Regions from separate parts of the Homo sapiens genome. Here region 2 is linked to region 1. A link is a loop called in an ENCODE intact Hi-C map of the cell type or tissue named here. Cell type or tissue: Caco-2. All regions are shown on one strand.

What was found. A loop is a pair of places that touch in the nucleus more often than their neighbours do. Peaks named below come from ENCODE experiments on the same cell type or tissue, not always from the same donor. Only the 100,000 strongest peaks of a DNase experiment are listed, where the experiment ranks them.
Region 2: it touches region 1 in a loop (2.1-fold over the local background); 1 of 110 quality-filtered maps calls a loop at or near these places.

What each region holds. Positions count from the first base shown.
Region 1 is chr12:101,048,022-101,056,021 of GRCh38, forward strand. It overlaps ANO4 (anoctamin 4), which reads left to right. Exons shown (of 28, transcript NM_001286615.2): 14 at 320-380. Among named protein-coding and RNA genes, the nearest start is that of SLC5A8, 160 kb to the right of the region's middle. In Caco-2, no CTCF peak of the experiment used is centred here; a DNase peak (open chromatin) is centred at 4,240.
Region 2 is chr12:100,923,583-100,931,582 of GRCh38, forward strand. All of the region lies in intron 3 of ANO4 (anoctamin 4), which reads left to right. Among named protein-coding and RNA genes, the nearest start is that of ANO4, 130 kb to the left of the region's middle. In Caco-2, a CTCF peak has its summit at 3,269 (motif pointing right); a DNase peak (open chromatin) is centred at 3,279.

The DNA of each region.
Region 1 (8,000 bases):
CCATACACATATGTACGTGTATAAGAGTTTTGTTGTGCACAAAAGGGGATTCTTAGTAGCACTATTGGGGATGCTGATAAATGTTCAACTAGATGATAACCACATAAAGAGAACAAATTGTATCCTCTATATATGAACTACCTTGCAATTAGAGGAAGCCTTTTCTTATTTATGGTTCAAAAGGAATATTCCCCCTACCCAAAACAAAGCCTGTAAAACTCATTATATAATCACAGCTATTTTTACAGAACTTGAAAAAATTTGAATTGGAATATCATATATGAGAAATTAACTCAGCACCGATTCTTATTATTCACAGGTAACCCACCTTTTTGACAATGGAGCCACTGTCTTCTTTGCTGTTTTCATGGCAGTCTGGGGTAAGTGTTCTATAACCATAAAACTTGAGTTTTCCTCATATGCCCTATGATATATTCCTTTAGAAGTTTCACTTTGGATGTGAAAGAAAGAAGCTTGAGTAAATGGAATTAGCTTTCCTATTAGTAGAAAGTTGGTAAATAATTTATTGGGTTTATTTTAAACGATATTGTAGAAGAGAGACATGTCTGATTTCTCTTAAACCTTCAACAATGTCATTAGCACTCTGTTATTAGAGTAGAATTTACTTTCTGTTGGACACAGAAATAAAGCTTATGGTACAACTTTAGTTTAGGTCAGGGGAGAACTGAAACACCATCTCAGTATATATAGGACTTTCTATTGTAAGTGGCTAATGTGTGAGTACCCACCTTTAGCTTTCTTCTAGCTCTGTACAAAATTACCCCTAAAAACAAGGTCTATTCACAGGACTGATTTGAGCTTTTTGATATAATTTCAAGCTAACAGCCCCATCACACAAGGTGTGATGGAAACAGTCAAATATTTGGAAGTAACAGGACTTGATTGAAATCTCAACTCCCTTTACACACTAGGCTGTGTGATTTTTGGCAAGTTATTTAACCTACCTCTTTGTAAAATGGGTTAATATATAATAGTCAAATAATTATAAAGCTTCAATTTAATGATATAGAAAAACATCTCACAAATTCATGGAAAGCAGTTAATGGCAGTTACCTTTGGAAAGGAAGATTCATGGAAGAGTAAGTGAACAACGAGGAGAGACAAACTTTATGCTATATATTTTTAGTCTGGTTTGAATTTTTTACAATTATACTTTTCTCCTATAACTTTAATTGCCAAAATCTGAATTTTGATGTAACAAAATTCTACTACCTTTAGACTTAGGCTCATCTTGTTCATTATGTCTGCTATGAATATTGGAATCTTCCCCATCTTTCAGGCCCCAGCTGAAATGTCATCTGCTCCAGCCAAAAGATGTCTTTCTCCTTTGAATTTCCATGGCATTTTGTTCTTAGGGCACTTAAAATTATTTTCACAGATAACTTGTCTTGCCTAGTAGATTTATGGTCCTTGAGGACCATTATGATTATCAGAGATCTCATATTTTTTTTTTTTTTGAGATAGATGGAATCAGTAAGTTTCTGTTGGATGGATGGGTGGGTCAATGGATAGATAGGTGGATGGATGGATGGATGGATGGATGGAAGGAAAGAAGGAAAAAGAGAAGAAGAAAGAAAAAGAAATTACCAAAAGTATTTATTTATGATACAGTGAATGTATTTAAGAGGTCTTTTTTGATAAGTGGAAACATAAAACCTTGTTCACTTGAGGGAGCTTGTTCTTGATATATTGTGTCTTTTGTACCTAGAGACTGTCAAAGGAAAATTGTCCCACCCATCACAGCTCTGTTGAAGGGACATGTTTTGAACCCCATGACTCCAGTCCCTCTCAGCCAGTAAGCATTTGAACCAAGATCAGTCAAACCACAGGTTGGTGAGTGGCCTGGGAAAAGGCCTGAGGTTCTGCCCAGACAAGGACTGGTAGGGCCACCCAGATTCTTATTCTCCAGAATGTGGACTAGAAAATGTAAAGGGAAATAGGGAGTTAGCAGCAGGAATGGACACTGAAAAATACAGAGGGCAGGAGGGAGGGAGAAAAAGAAAGATTAAAATTGACCATTGGGTAGAAGTAGGGACCAGGAGGAATTAGGAGGCTGAAGTTATGAGAATCAGAACCTAGAAATAGATAGAAGCAAAGAACTAGTGGAAAAATTAGAGGGCGAAAAAGCCAACTGGGAGAAAATGTAAGACAACCAGAGGGAAGCAAAGAGAGAATATAGCCAAGTCATGTTACTAGTGGAGTGTCAGGATGAAGACCCAGACTCTCTTGTGGCTGAGGCCTCTCTCAAGCTTCGGGCTTCCATATCCTGTCTCTGAACAGGCCATGTATTTTTTCCTGTAGGATTCCTGCCTCCCTTGGTGGACCTTGTGAAAAGCTTTCACTGTTCATGCTACCCTTAATGCTTCTCTGTCCCTTGCAAACAAACTAACCCTAACAGAATTTTGATTACAGGCCTGAGCTCTCAGATAAAGAATGCGTATATAGTTTTACTAGAATCTATTAGTATCATACACCGTGATTCGGATAAGCCATATAATGCTTAAGCTTTGCCATGGTCACAAATGAGGGGACTCTGGAAATATATTCATTTCCTAAACCAGTATTATAAATACTAAATGTATTCTGTAAACCTTAATGTATATAGTATTCTGTAAACGTAAATACTAAATGTATATTGTAAACCTAAATGTATTCATTTCCTAAACTTTTCAGGTCATAGCACACATAAAAATGAAAATATTTACACAGCAGCTGCTGTACATGGAGGAGCCTCCTCATGGCCATGGATAGGGCTGTCCCAAACACCCCAGCCTCAGAAGCCACAAGGGTTGAAAGGGGCATTATTGTTATTCCTGGCATAGGCATTTGGAAGTTCTGCCTTGGGCTGCTAATTTACTGTGCAATGAGTTAATGCTTCTATATAAGAGTGGTATCCTGGTGGTATCCTGGAAGAATTAAAACACAAAACTTCCTTACCCACTTCAATATTTCACCAATTTCAAATATACTTTGAATTAAATAATGGTTTCTTCTCACAGTTTACCTCCTGAGACTACATAGAAGTAAATTTTTGTATGATGACATTTGTTCATAAGGCAGAGGTTATTACTCTCCCCCACTACCTCCATTATAAAATGGATTGCATACCCTCTTTGCAAGTTGTGTTTTATGTTATAGATGACAAATAGGTTTTGTTTTATCCCCTTGCCAACCTCAGCTGATTGGTGCTGGCTGCCTGGAGCATGGAGTTGAGAAGTTTCTGAGGTTGAAAGTGGGTGGATTGGAGATTTAACAGCCCTTGTGGTTTGGAGTATACTTTGTAAGACTCTGATGGATGTTTTATAATAAACTTTGGGCACAGAGGAACATTTTAGGGCCATTCCAGGCAAGACATGCCTGGAATAATTCACCCTCTGAATTGCTTTGTCTTAGATGACAACTTATTGCTTAAATCCCACATTATTCCCAGAAATGTGCTAGTTTGAGAAAAAGAATGAGTTGCCCCAAGTGTTTCTTTGTAGATAGAGATAATGCCTTTTGCAGAAATCTGAAAGAGTCAACAATATTAACAGTTATATTAATAGCATTCATTTCCGAGGGATTACTATGTACTAAATGCAGTCCTAAGCATTGCCCATGTATCATCTCATTTAATCTCTCCAGCAAGCTTTTAAAAAGGTACTGTTCTTATCCTCATATGACAGATAAGGAAACTGCAGCAGTAGCTAGAAAGTGGCAAAGCCAAGAGTTAAACTGGGCAGTGTGAGCTCCTCTGCTCTACTGCTAGAATCAGGTATTGTTTGTTACCATTTCCTTCTGTTTTAGAGACCTGAACCTTAAAATAAAGGACTGCTATGCCTGTCCTGAGCCTCATTTATCCTGCTTTGAGACAGTAATGTTCTATAAAAATGTGTCAGTTCTAATGGAGCTCAGTTTAATGGTCTCAGGATCATCTCTTATGATCGACAAGTTACAGCATTAAAGAAAACAAATGCACTCTATTTTCAGGAAATTGCTAGATATGGAGCTGATGAGAACAGATGTAAGTGGTTTACAAGACTTCTGAAGGGCTGGGCTTGACGTGTTCATTTTGTTACCTTTGCTTTGTGTGTTCACCGGAAAAAAATAATAAGGCTCCATCTGTAACCAGTTTGTAGCAACTGGGAGGGCCTTGGCATTGGGTTAGGAATCCTGACAGAACTCTACTACCTTTGTTCAGGTCACGTCTGTGTGAGTGCAGGGCTCCCTCGGGATCCCTGAGGTATGCTGTGAGCCTGGGTCTCGGCTGGAATTACAGTGTGGCTCATTCCTCAATGCTCATTTTTGTTCAGAAAGGTCCAAGGGTCAGAATGATTATGGACTAAATAACTCCTCTCCCGAGGGAAAAAATGAGTCATCAGGGAACTAGATGTTGGCAGAGACCTGTCGGGGAAACAGATTATTTCCCTCTGTTCTGTTTCTGGTTTGGTTTGTTTTTTTTCTCTCTCTCCCCCTTGTTTTTCATTTTTTACTTCTAGGATTGCCAAAAGTTAAGTTATCCCCAGTAAACACACCAAGCAAGATCCACAAAGCTCTTTAATCAAAATGACAAGATGGTAATTATTTAGTGTGATCCTGTTAGTAATTGGTGAATGAAGTATGTCTCATTTAAAAAAATAAATTTTGCAAGAATCAGCCTTTTGTTTCTAGATATTTATGCTAACTTTATATTTTATAGTCTTATCTACATGTTCCACAAAAAAATGGTAATTGTATGTTGAAAAAGGTACACATTTACTAAAGGCCTACCATGTTTGTATGCACATTCACATAGGATACCTCATCAATTTCTCATCACCCATTAGAAAGAAATTACTAACCTCATTTTATAGATGAGGATACTGAGGCTCAGAGAGGTTATGCAACTTGCCCAGGATTCCAGTAGCTGATAAGGTGTGGAGCCTAAACTTTAAACCAGATCTGGTCTGTTTCACTCCAGAGTCATTCCAAAGTGTGTCCACCATGTTGTGCATCTTCTGTGAAGTGTGTCAATTAAGATCTCATTAACTCATACACAAAAATGAGTTAGATGTGATCTCTGCTTTCAAAAATCTCAGTATATTAAAGAAGCGTTGATAATTATAATACAGGGCAAGTCCAATTTACAATAGGCCAATGAGGGTTTATGTAGTCAACTTCCTGAGGCAAAAGGAAAAGCAGAAAAGGTTCACCCAAGAAGAGATATTGGAAAGAAGTCTTAGCTTTGCCAGGCAGAGTAGTGGGGTTGGAAGGAGACATAGATAACATTCTTAGGTGACAAGAGTATTTGTAAAGCTCTGAAAAGGAAGAATTGGCTGTTCAGAGTGATAGGGAGGTTGAGTGTGTATTAGTTTCCTAGGACTGCTGTAACATAGTACTACAAACTGGGTAGCTTAAAACAATAGTTTATTGCATAACAGTTCTGGAGGCTCAAAGTCCAAAATCAAGGTGTCAGTGGGATTCTGAGGGCTGTGAGGGAAGGATCTGTTCCATGCCAGTCTCCTGGATTCTGGTGATGGCTGATGGTCCTTGGCCTTCCTTGGTTTGTAGATGCATCACTCCTATCTCTGCCTCTGTCTTCACCTGGCATTTGCCCCGTGTCTCTGTGTCTTCACATGGCTATCTTCTTCTCAAGACGGTGGTCATATTGGATTAAGGGCCCAGCCTACTCCAGTTATGACCCCATCTTAACTAATTACATGTGCACTGACCCTACTTCCAAATAAGGTCACATTGTGAGGTACTGGGACCTTTTTTGAGGGGACACAGTTCAACCCATAGCAGAGTACCTGTTGAAGGCTGAGAGCTACTTATCACAGACCACTTGAGCTACAACAGAACATGGCTTCACGCTGTAAGCAACAGAAAGCCAACTGGAGTTATAATCCGGGAAGGGACATCATCAATTGTATTTGGGAAATAACTCTGGCAACAGTGCAGGGAGAGGTGAAAGTGGAGGCCAACTGGTGGCAGGCAGGCCCCTTAGAAGGCATTCTAGTACTCAGTCAAAATATTACGCAGAACTTGGCTTCAGAAAAGATCCAATTTCCAGAATAAAAACCACACGTGTAAAATGTTTTCCTAGCTTTAGTTATTTATAATATGCAAAATTTGTGAACAACGTAAATGTCCAACAATAGAAGAACGGTTTGGTAAATTATAAGCAGCTATTATAAATTGCTCTTTCAAAGCATGTTGATAATACAAAGCTTGTATTTAAATTTTTTTAAAGTAGGGTATAAAGTATACAAGTAAAACACGATTTTGAGTATATTAAATGTAAATGAAAACAGAAAGAAATGATGCCATAATATTAATGGTGGTTTGCTTTATGTGGTGGGATTGTGGGAAGATTTTTTTCAACTTTAAGTATAATTTATGTGCAATAAAATCCAGCAACTTTAAGTGAACAATTCAACAAATTAGGTCAAATATATATAGTCATGGAAGCATCACCATAATGATGATATATAAGAGAACTTTTTTTCTTTTTTTTGAGACGGAGTCTCGCTCTGTCCCCCAGGCTGGAGTGCAGTGGCACAATCTCGGCTCATTGCAAGCTCCGCCTCCCGGCTTCACGCCATTCTCCTGCGTCAGCCTCTCGAGTAGCTGGGATTACAGGCGCCCGCCACCACGCCCAGCTAATTTTTTTGTATTTTTAGTAGAGACGGGGTTTCACTGTGTTAGCCAGAATGGTCTGGATCTTCTGACCTTGTGATCCGCCCGCCTTGGCCTCCCAAAGTGTGGGAGCCACCGTGCCCGGCCTAAGAGAACATTTTTATCCTCTCAAAAGTTTCCTCATGCCTCTGCAGTCAGTCCCTTGGCAACCTGAAACCTGCTTTTTACCACTGTAGTTTCAGCTGTTCTAGAATTTCATGCAGATTAAATTATTCAATATATAGCATTTTGTGTCTGGCTACTTTCACTTCAGTTAATGCTGTTGAGATTCATTTATGCTGTTGCCTGTGTCAGTAGCTGGTTTCTTTTTAGTACAGAGTAGTATTCCAGAGCCTGGCTATGTCATAATTTGTTCGTCTACTTACCAGTTAATGAATATTTGGGTTCAGTATGGTTTTTAACTACTATAAATAAACCTAGAAACTATTGGCTCTTCTAGTTTTTTGTTTTTGTAAATTTTCATAAAAGCCTTTGTAGCCATTCATCTTGGATGAATAATTAAAAGTGGCATTGCTGGATCATGTGATAAGTGAATGCCTAACTTAGTAAGAAATTGTTTCCCAAAGTGGCCATATCGTTTTGTAGTCAATATCAGCATGATATGAGAATTCCAGGTGTTCCACATTCTCACAAGCACTTGGAATTGTCAGTCTTTATAATTTTAGTCATTTTAGTGGGTATATGGTATTATCCCATTGCAGTTTTAATTTGCATTTCCCTAATGAGTAGCGATGTTGAACATCTTTTCATGAGCTTATTTGCAATCTGCACATCTTACTTGGTGAAGTGTTTGCTCAGATCATTTGTCCATTTGTTATTGGGTTGTCTGTCTTATTTTTAAGTTAAAAGAGTACTTTTATATATTCTAGGTAGAAATGCTTCATCTTACAGGTGTTTGCAAATTTTTTTCCCTGTCTGAGTCTTGCATTTTTATTTTTTAATGGTGCCTTTTGAAAACCAAGAGTTTTTTCTTTTTATATAGTCTAATTTAAATTTTCTTCTGCACTCATTTTTTGTTTTATTTATGAAATCTTTGCCAAACTCAAAGTTTCTAAGATTTTCGTCTATATTGTCTTCTAAAAAGCTTATCGTTTTAGCTCATATGTTTAGGTTTATGACTTATTTCAAGTTGGTTTTTGTATATGGCATAACGTAAGGGGCAGATTTATTTCTTTCCATGTAGATATCCAGTTTTCCTAGTACCATTTGTCAAAAACGCCGTTCTTTTCCTTTTTGAATTTTCTTGGTACATTTTGGTTGAAATCAATGGGCCATATATGTATGGGTCTGTTTTCAGAATTTTTATTATGTTTGATGTGTAT
Region 2 (8,000 bases), 120 kb before region 1:
GCCGCAATAAACATACGTGTGCATGTGTCTTTATAGTAGCATGATTTATAATCCTTTGGGTATATGCTCAGTAATGGGATTGCTGGGTCAAATGGTATTTCTAGTTCTACCTCCTTGAGGAATCACTACACTGTCTTCCACAATTGTTGAACTAATTTACACTCCCACCAACAGTGTAAAAGCATTCCTATTTCTTCACATCCTCTCCAGCATCTGTTGTTTCCTGGCTTTTTAATGATCGCCATTCTAACTTGTGTTAGATGGTATCTCATGGTGGTTTTGATTTGCATTTCTCTGATGGCCAGTGATGATGAGCATTTTTTCATGTGTCTGTTGGCTGTATAAATGTCTTCTTTTGAGAAGTGTCTGTTCATATCCTTTGCCCACTTTTTGATGGGGTTGTTTGTTTTTTTTCTTGTAAATTTATCTGAGTTCTTTGTAGATTCTGGATATTAGCCCTTTGTCAGATGGGTAGATTGTGAAAATTTTGTCCCATTCTGTAGGTTGCTTATTCACTCTGATGGTAGTTTCTTTTGCTGTGCAGAAGCTCTTTAGTTTAATTAGATCCCATTTGTCAATTTTGGCGTTTGTTGCCATTGCTTTTGATGTTTTAGTCATGAAGTCCTTGCCCATGCCTAGGGACATTGCATTTTCTTGTTAACTTTCTTATGAATAATTTTATGCTTTTTAGTTATCCCCATTTATCATTATACCGTCCTCTTGACCTTATGAGATAGTTATTACCTCCACCTTACAGATGGAACAACTGAGGGTGGAAGAAATTAAATGACAGGGGAAGATGATAATAATGGAGACCAGACTGCAATGATGGCTGTTTGTTCCTTCATTTAATTCCTTCATGAATGTGCTCAGTACAGGATTTAAACACATTGAGGTGAAGGATCCTGAAACTGAAGATTAGGCTACTTTTAAAAGAAATGTTTTTAGCAGAGAATATAAGGGGATCAGCTATTTATTCCGGTTGAACAATCCCTTTATATTACATTAATGAATAAAAGAGAAAAAATTTCCACAAGAGAATAAAAATCAGATTATTAGACATTGGAGAGAAAATAACTTTTCATGGAAAGTTATAAAATTATGTAATTACTTCACTTGATTTGAAAGATGATAGGTTGTACAGTGCTCAAAGAGTTCAAATTTTTTTTCAATAAATGATAAAAGTTGGCTTCCATGCAAGTGCTAGAGGTGAACTTAAATTTAAGGAGTGGGGGCTAGAATGAACTTGCATCAGAATGAACTAAAGGTTAGTAAGGTACTATTTTTATAGTAATTTTTATTACCAGATCTTAGTAAAGACGTGTGTATCTGATGTTAACTGTTCTGTAGTTTAGAAGGGTGATCTTTCTATGAACAGGTAGAGGAGTATAAATTTATGAGTACTTAACAGAAGAAAAAGGAAATGTTACTTGACTTTAAAATGCAAATCCAGCCCTTTATAAGTTTATGCATTTTCTATTGCTTTGGAACTAATTTATTTTCTTGTTGCAAACAAGTTTTGTGCTAATTAGATTTGAGAAGCTGCCCACACAGGCTGGGTCATTTCTGGAAGGAAAGATTTTGGGCCATTCAGTCTCTATTTAGGTTCCAAATATGATCGAAATTTTTAGCCAGTTCATGGAAATCTCCAAGCATAAAAATAGGTAGCTTGGTACTTTAAGGGACTGTAGCTTAGATTATCGTTTCTGGAAAGCTTTGCGAGACCATCGTTAAGTGTGTAAAGAATATGGAGTTCTGCGACTGGCCCCAGTGTGTGATGTTCCCCTCCCTGTGTCCATATGTTCTCATTGTTCAACTCCCACTTATAAGTGAGAACATGCGGTGTTTGGTTTTCTGTTCTTGTGTTAGTTTGCTGAAAATGATGGTTTCCAGTGTCATCCATGTCCTGTCGGGGGGTGGGGGGCTAGAGGAGGGATAGCATTAGGAGAAATACCTAATGTAGATGACGGGTTGATAGGTGCAGCAAACCACCATGGCACGTGTATACCTATGTAACAAACCTGCACGTTCTGCACATGTACCCCAGAACTTAAAGTATAATTAAAAAAAAAAGAATACAGAATTCTGAACATCAGTATAATTCCTCTCCTTTTTGTTAAGATTAACAAGATGATGGAAAATTTTCACTTTTTTCTTCAAATGTTGTGACTATTTATATATAGTATATATATATATATGTATGCATGTATATATGTGTGTATACATACATATACATACATACATATATATACATACATATATATACACACACACATATATATATATATGAGACCTTCAAGATCAAGCTAGAAGTGCATATGTGCATGCTTACATGTGTGTATTTCAAACATTTCTTGAGTGTCTGGGGTAGGCTGGCCATGATGGTGTTTTCCCAAAGTATCTCTTTTCAATCTTAACCCTAAGTAATAATAGATAAGATTTTCTCCATTTTAAAGGTGAAAAAACTGAATATAGCTCCCCAAGGATATATGGTTACTATGTGATAGAGTCAATATTTAATTGTATGTTCATCCTTGTTCTGCTAAATACTAAATTAAATAAAAATGATTAGGAAAAATGAACTACTTTGCATTTTTAAAGTTGTATTATATTTTCACATCTTGATGCAAGAATTTTGCCACCATGCTTCTACATTGTGAAATACATTTACAGTATTTTATCTTTTAGTGTGCATACCCTAAGTATATCCTCATCTCTTCTAAAGATGTCTCAGAGTGGCTGGCCATACTCAAGTGCTTTTTCAGATCCTCCATATTAGATGTACAGCTTATAAAAAAGAAAAGAGTTATTTTAACCATCCATCCATCTTGCCTGTCATGTGTCAGGTACTGTGCTAGGCATAATACCTTAAGGCAGTGGTGAATGTTTGGTACAAAGTCTAATTCAGGAAAAATGAAAACGTTTTCAGATCACGTCTTGTTTTGGTGTTCAACAGGAAAACAACTTGATTGCTTTTTAGGAACAGGCATTTACATGTGAAAGTATAACAAGGGTGTGTTTGTGTGTGTGTGTGTGTGTGTGTGTGTTTGTTTCTTTTCGTTGATGTTATTTGTCCCTTCCTCTCTATTCTCACCCTTCACTCTCCATTCCAAGATGGTAGTCAGGTACCTTGAACTCCTTTGTTTCAGCAGAGTTTTGTGTTAACTAAAGTTCCTGCCTTTTTTTTCTGAAAGCCTGAGCTTCCAAGACTGATGCTTGTATGGAAGAAGAAATTGCAAGAGAGATGCCCTGTAGAGGGAGCCAGGCTTCTGGTAGGGGGAATGGAAAGGGAGGGAATGGCTATGTTGCATGCCTGGGAGACTGCAGGGGAGCCACCTGAACTGTCAGTCACACAGAGAGTTCCTGGCCTGAGAAAGGAACTTAGGAGTCTCTGGGAAGGGGGCAGTCTCATCTTCCTGTTTCTTTGTTTTATCTCCAGTGCCTTGAACAGAGCATGGAGTGTGGTAGGTGCTTACTAATATTTGTTAGTGATTGAGTGAACGTGTGGAATCACTGGAGACTTGAAAGGTGGGCAGCTCAGTAGTAACCAGTGTGTCTTGGACACCTGACTGCTCTTTCTAAATGTTCTGCTCTTTACAAAACTCCTAGGACCTTTGCACAGTTCTGGATACATGAGGCAGGAAAGTGGGAGTGTCAGCAATAACTGAAATTAAATTGTCCACGAAGCCGGTGGAATGGGAACTTGCAGATAGATTTAGTTTGATGCAATGATAACAACATTACAGTGCAATTCCTACTCTTGAGTTCATCTAGTAAGATTCAAACCCTCCATCCATAGTTTAAGGAGTGGAGTGCCTACTCAAATCTTATGTACAGTAGCACCTATTAAAACAAAAATAAACAAACAAAAAGAAAAACACTGCTTTTTTAATCACCAAAGTTTTCAAATCCGAACATTTTAAGAGGTAAGCATTTTAAAATATTTCCTTCTGAAACTTGATTGAGAATCATGTCTTAAAGCTCTGCAGTCCATGAATCAGGTGTATGTGTGTGTGTATGTATGTGAGCATTTATTACATTAGCTGGCTACTGTGAAGCATGTCATTCAAAGGTTATACTGTACTTTTTCATTCTCACTTTAAATTATTTTCAATGTCCAGCCCTTTTTAGAGACCATTCATCCCCCTACCATTTGTTGCCCACCCCTCTTGTTTTGCTCCTAGTTTTTCCTTTCATGATTCCCAGCATATCTGGATATATACTGTAGGGACACTCTTGAATGGCATCCATACCCTGAAACACATGATTGTGTTGTATTCCATCAGGTTCTGATGAAGGAAAGAGGGCACAAGATAGTGTTTGCAGTGAGATCTGAGGAGTTAAAAGGATTGTGGGATCATTGTTATCCTGCAGTCTGTTTGTGCTTGCACGTGTGTCTACATAATCATATAGCTGTGCCTACATTAGGGGTGGTGTATACTTTTGTGGCTGAGGAGACTGAGTCATTTCTCAGTGACACCGAGTGAGTCACTTTGAATCTAATTCTTTAGCCCTGATTTCCAATTTTATTTTTAACCTGCATGGTCATGCCATTTCAGAGGAGCAGATGGCAGGGTATGGGGTATGGGGGTGAGCGGGGCCGGGGGGGCTGGCATATATTGAGCAGATAATCTTGTCTGGCAATTTTGTGGCTGACCTTTTACCTATGTTATTTTATTTAGTCTTTAACTCTCTTTGCCTTAATTTCCACATCTGTAAAAGGAAAATAGTAATAGTACATCTATGTAAAGCCTTTAACATAGTGCCTGGTACACAGTCAGGGGTGTATAAGTGTTGACTGCCACCTTTGTCTTTATTCCTCAATCATTCATTCTGTCTGGGAAATTGTATTTCCATATTTAGAAGATAAATAAATATTTAGAAAATAAAGAAATTAAAGCTTGAATAAGTTAAATATCCCAATCTAATAGCTAATAAGTGGAAGGGCTGGCATTTGAACTCAGGTCTGTCTGAATCCAGAGCTCATGCTCTTTCCAAAGAAGGTGAAATTGTGGTCAGTAGACTTGGAGGCTCTTTTATGCAGAGCATGAATGACCTCACTTTATGTTATGGAAAGGTCGCCAAGGCTAATGAATGAGCAAAGATTGAATTAGGCACATAGTTCTTCTCTAAATGTCATTCCCAGGGCTGTAAGAAGTGCCATCATCATTATTTGCCTTTTTATAGAAGTAACCAAGGTGTTCACCTTTTTTTTACAATGAAGTAGTAGTAAGAGAAGCTCTTCTTAGCAAATACGCTAAATCAGAAACAAGTTAATGATCTCAACCCCATTGTGGAGTGCTGGGGTTATATACAATACCATCATCTGTGCTGTTTTATAAACATTGCCATTATTGAGCCAGGTGATGACAATGACATCTTTTTTTATTTTAATTTTTAATTTTGGTGGGTACATAGTAGGTGTATATATTTATGGGGTACATGAAATATTTTGATACAGGCATACAATGTTTAGTAATCACATCAGTGTAAATGGGGTATCCACCACCTCAAACATCCATTCTTTCTTTGTGTTACAAACAATCCAATTATACTTTTAGTTTTAAATGTACAATAAGTTATTATTGACTCTAGTTACCCTGTTGTGCTATTAAATACTAGATCTTATTCATTCTATCTAATTATATTTTTGTACCCATTAACCATCCCCACCTCCCTTCCGCTCTACTACTCTTCCCAGCATATGGTAACCACCATTCTACTCTCTATCTCCATTAGTTCAATTGTTTTTAGTTTTTAGTTCCCACAAATAAGAACATGCAAAGTTTGTCTTTCTGTGCCTGGCTCATTTCACTTAACATAATGACCTCCAGTTCCATCCATATTGTTGCAAATGACAGAATCTCATATTTTTATAGCTGAATAGTACTGCATTGTGTATATGTACCACCATTTTCTTTATCTGTTCATCTGTTGATGGACACTTAGGTTCCTTCCAAATCTTGGCTATTGTGAATAGTGCTGCAGTAAACATGAGAGTGCAGATAGCTAGTATACTAATTTCCTTTCTTTGGGGTATATACCCCTAAGCAGAATTGCTGGATCATATGGAAGTTCTATTTTTAATTTTTTCAGGAACCTCCAAACTGTCCTTCATAGTGGTTGTACTGATTTACATTCCCACCAGCAGTGTATGAGGGTTCCCTCTTCTCCACATCCTTGCCAGCAGTTGTTATTGCCTGTCTTTTAGATAAAAGCCATTTTAACTGAGGTGAGCCCTGATTTCCAACTTTATTTTACAATGAAATTATATCTCATTATGAAATCTGAACATTTTACAATGAGATTTCTCATTGTAGTTTTTATTTGCATTTCTCTGATGATCAGTGGTGTTGAGCACCTTTTCATGTGCCTGTTTGCCATTTCTGTGTCTCCTTCTGAGAAATGTCTTATTCAGACATCTTGCCCATTTTTATTTGGATTATTAGATGTTTTTCCTCTAGAGTTGTTTGAGCTCCATATATATTTTGGTTATTAATCCCTTCTCAGATGGATAGTTTGCAAATATTTTCTCCCATTCTGTGGGTTGTCTCTTCACTTTGTTGATTGTTTCCTTTGCTGCGCAGAAGCTTTTTAACTTGATGTGATCCCATTTGTCCATTTTTGCTTTGGTTGCCTGTGCTTGTGAGGTATTACTCAAGAAATCTTTGCCCAGTCCAATGTTCTGGAGAGTTTCTCTAATGTTTCCTTTTAGAAGTTTCTTAGTGTGAGGCCTTAGATTTAAGTCTTTAATCCATTTTGGTTTGATTTTTGTATATGGTGAGAGATAGGGGTCTAGTTTCATTCTTCTGTGTATGGATATCCAGTTTTCCCAGCATCACTTATTGAAGAGACTGTCCTTTCTCCAATGTATGTTCTTGGCACCATTGTCAAAAATGAATTTACTATAGATGTATGGATTTGTTTTTGGGTTCTCTGTTCTGTTCCACTAATCTATGTGTCTGTTTTTATGCCAGTTCCATACAGAAATTAGTTTTAAATGAATATTTTTTTTAAATCTCATGACTTTTTGTTTGTTTGCAAAGGCATATTTTAAATCTCAATAACTTTCTGTGGCAGAAGGAAGGTTCCTGCTGTCATATCTGTAATAACTAGAACCGCAGGTTCTTTAGGGAGATGTCAACACAACCATTTAATTGTTGCCAGAACACACTAGCAGAAGTTTCTAAACTTTTGTAAAAGCAGTAAAATGTATTTTTCCCCAATATATGATCAACATATAACTTCAATATACAAAACAGAAACTGAGTTGTTTGGTATAGGTAGGGGTAGAAGGTGAGCCTTGCCCGCTCAGTTGTCTCTTTGTCTGCTCCATGGCCCCTGAAACTCCTCAAAAGGGCTGTAGGGTTCCAGAGAACAGAGATTGAAAACTGCTGGCCTATTAGAAGGGAGTAAAATCGGCTAAGGAAGCATTATGTCCTTTCTAATTGCTTTATTTATTTATTTTGAGTTTTTAAACTTAAACCTCCTTTTTTCTTATTGGTAAACCAGGCAGCCTTTGCCTTAGGGATGCTGTCAAGATACATTTGAAGAATAATGAGCATCTAGAGAGTCTTGGGCTTGCTCGTGTCATATACATGCTAAATAGTGTTTAGTTCTTAAAATCCCAGCCTAAGGTGTTCAAAGCTGTATTGTGTCTTTGTATTTCCGTGAATTTTTAAGACAATAATGGATCTATTTGTTAAATTTTAGAAAGTTGTCAGAGCTGTCAGACTACAGATGTAAAGTCTAGCTTTATTCAGATAAATGTTGAAATGGCAACAAGATAATTGCTTGGTGGTTAAATGACTTCCATTCTTGAAAGCCAAACATGATTTAAGAACAGTAAAATGCTTCCCACAAAAACAAAAGCCAGCTAGAAATGGTATGGATTTGGGGTCTGAATTGAATGAAAATTCATCTTTGTCACTTACTAGCTGCATGGCCACACTTAGCATTTCTGAACCTGGCTTCTTTATAATAATACTTGTCTCATAGGT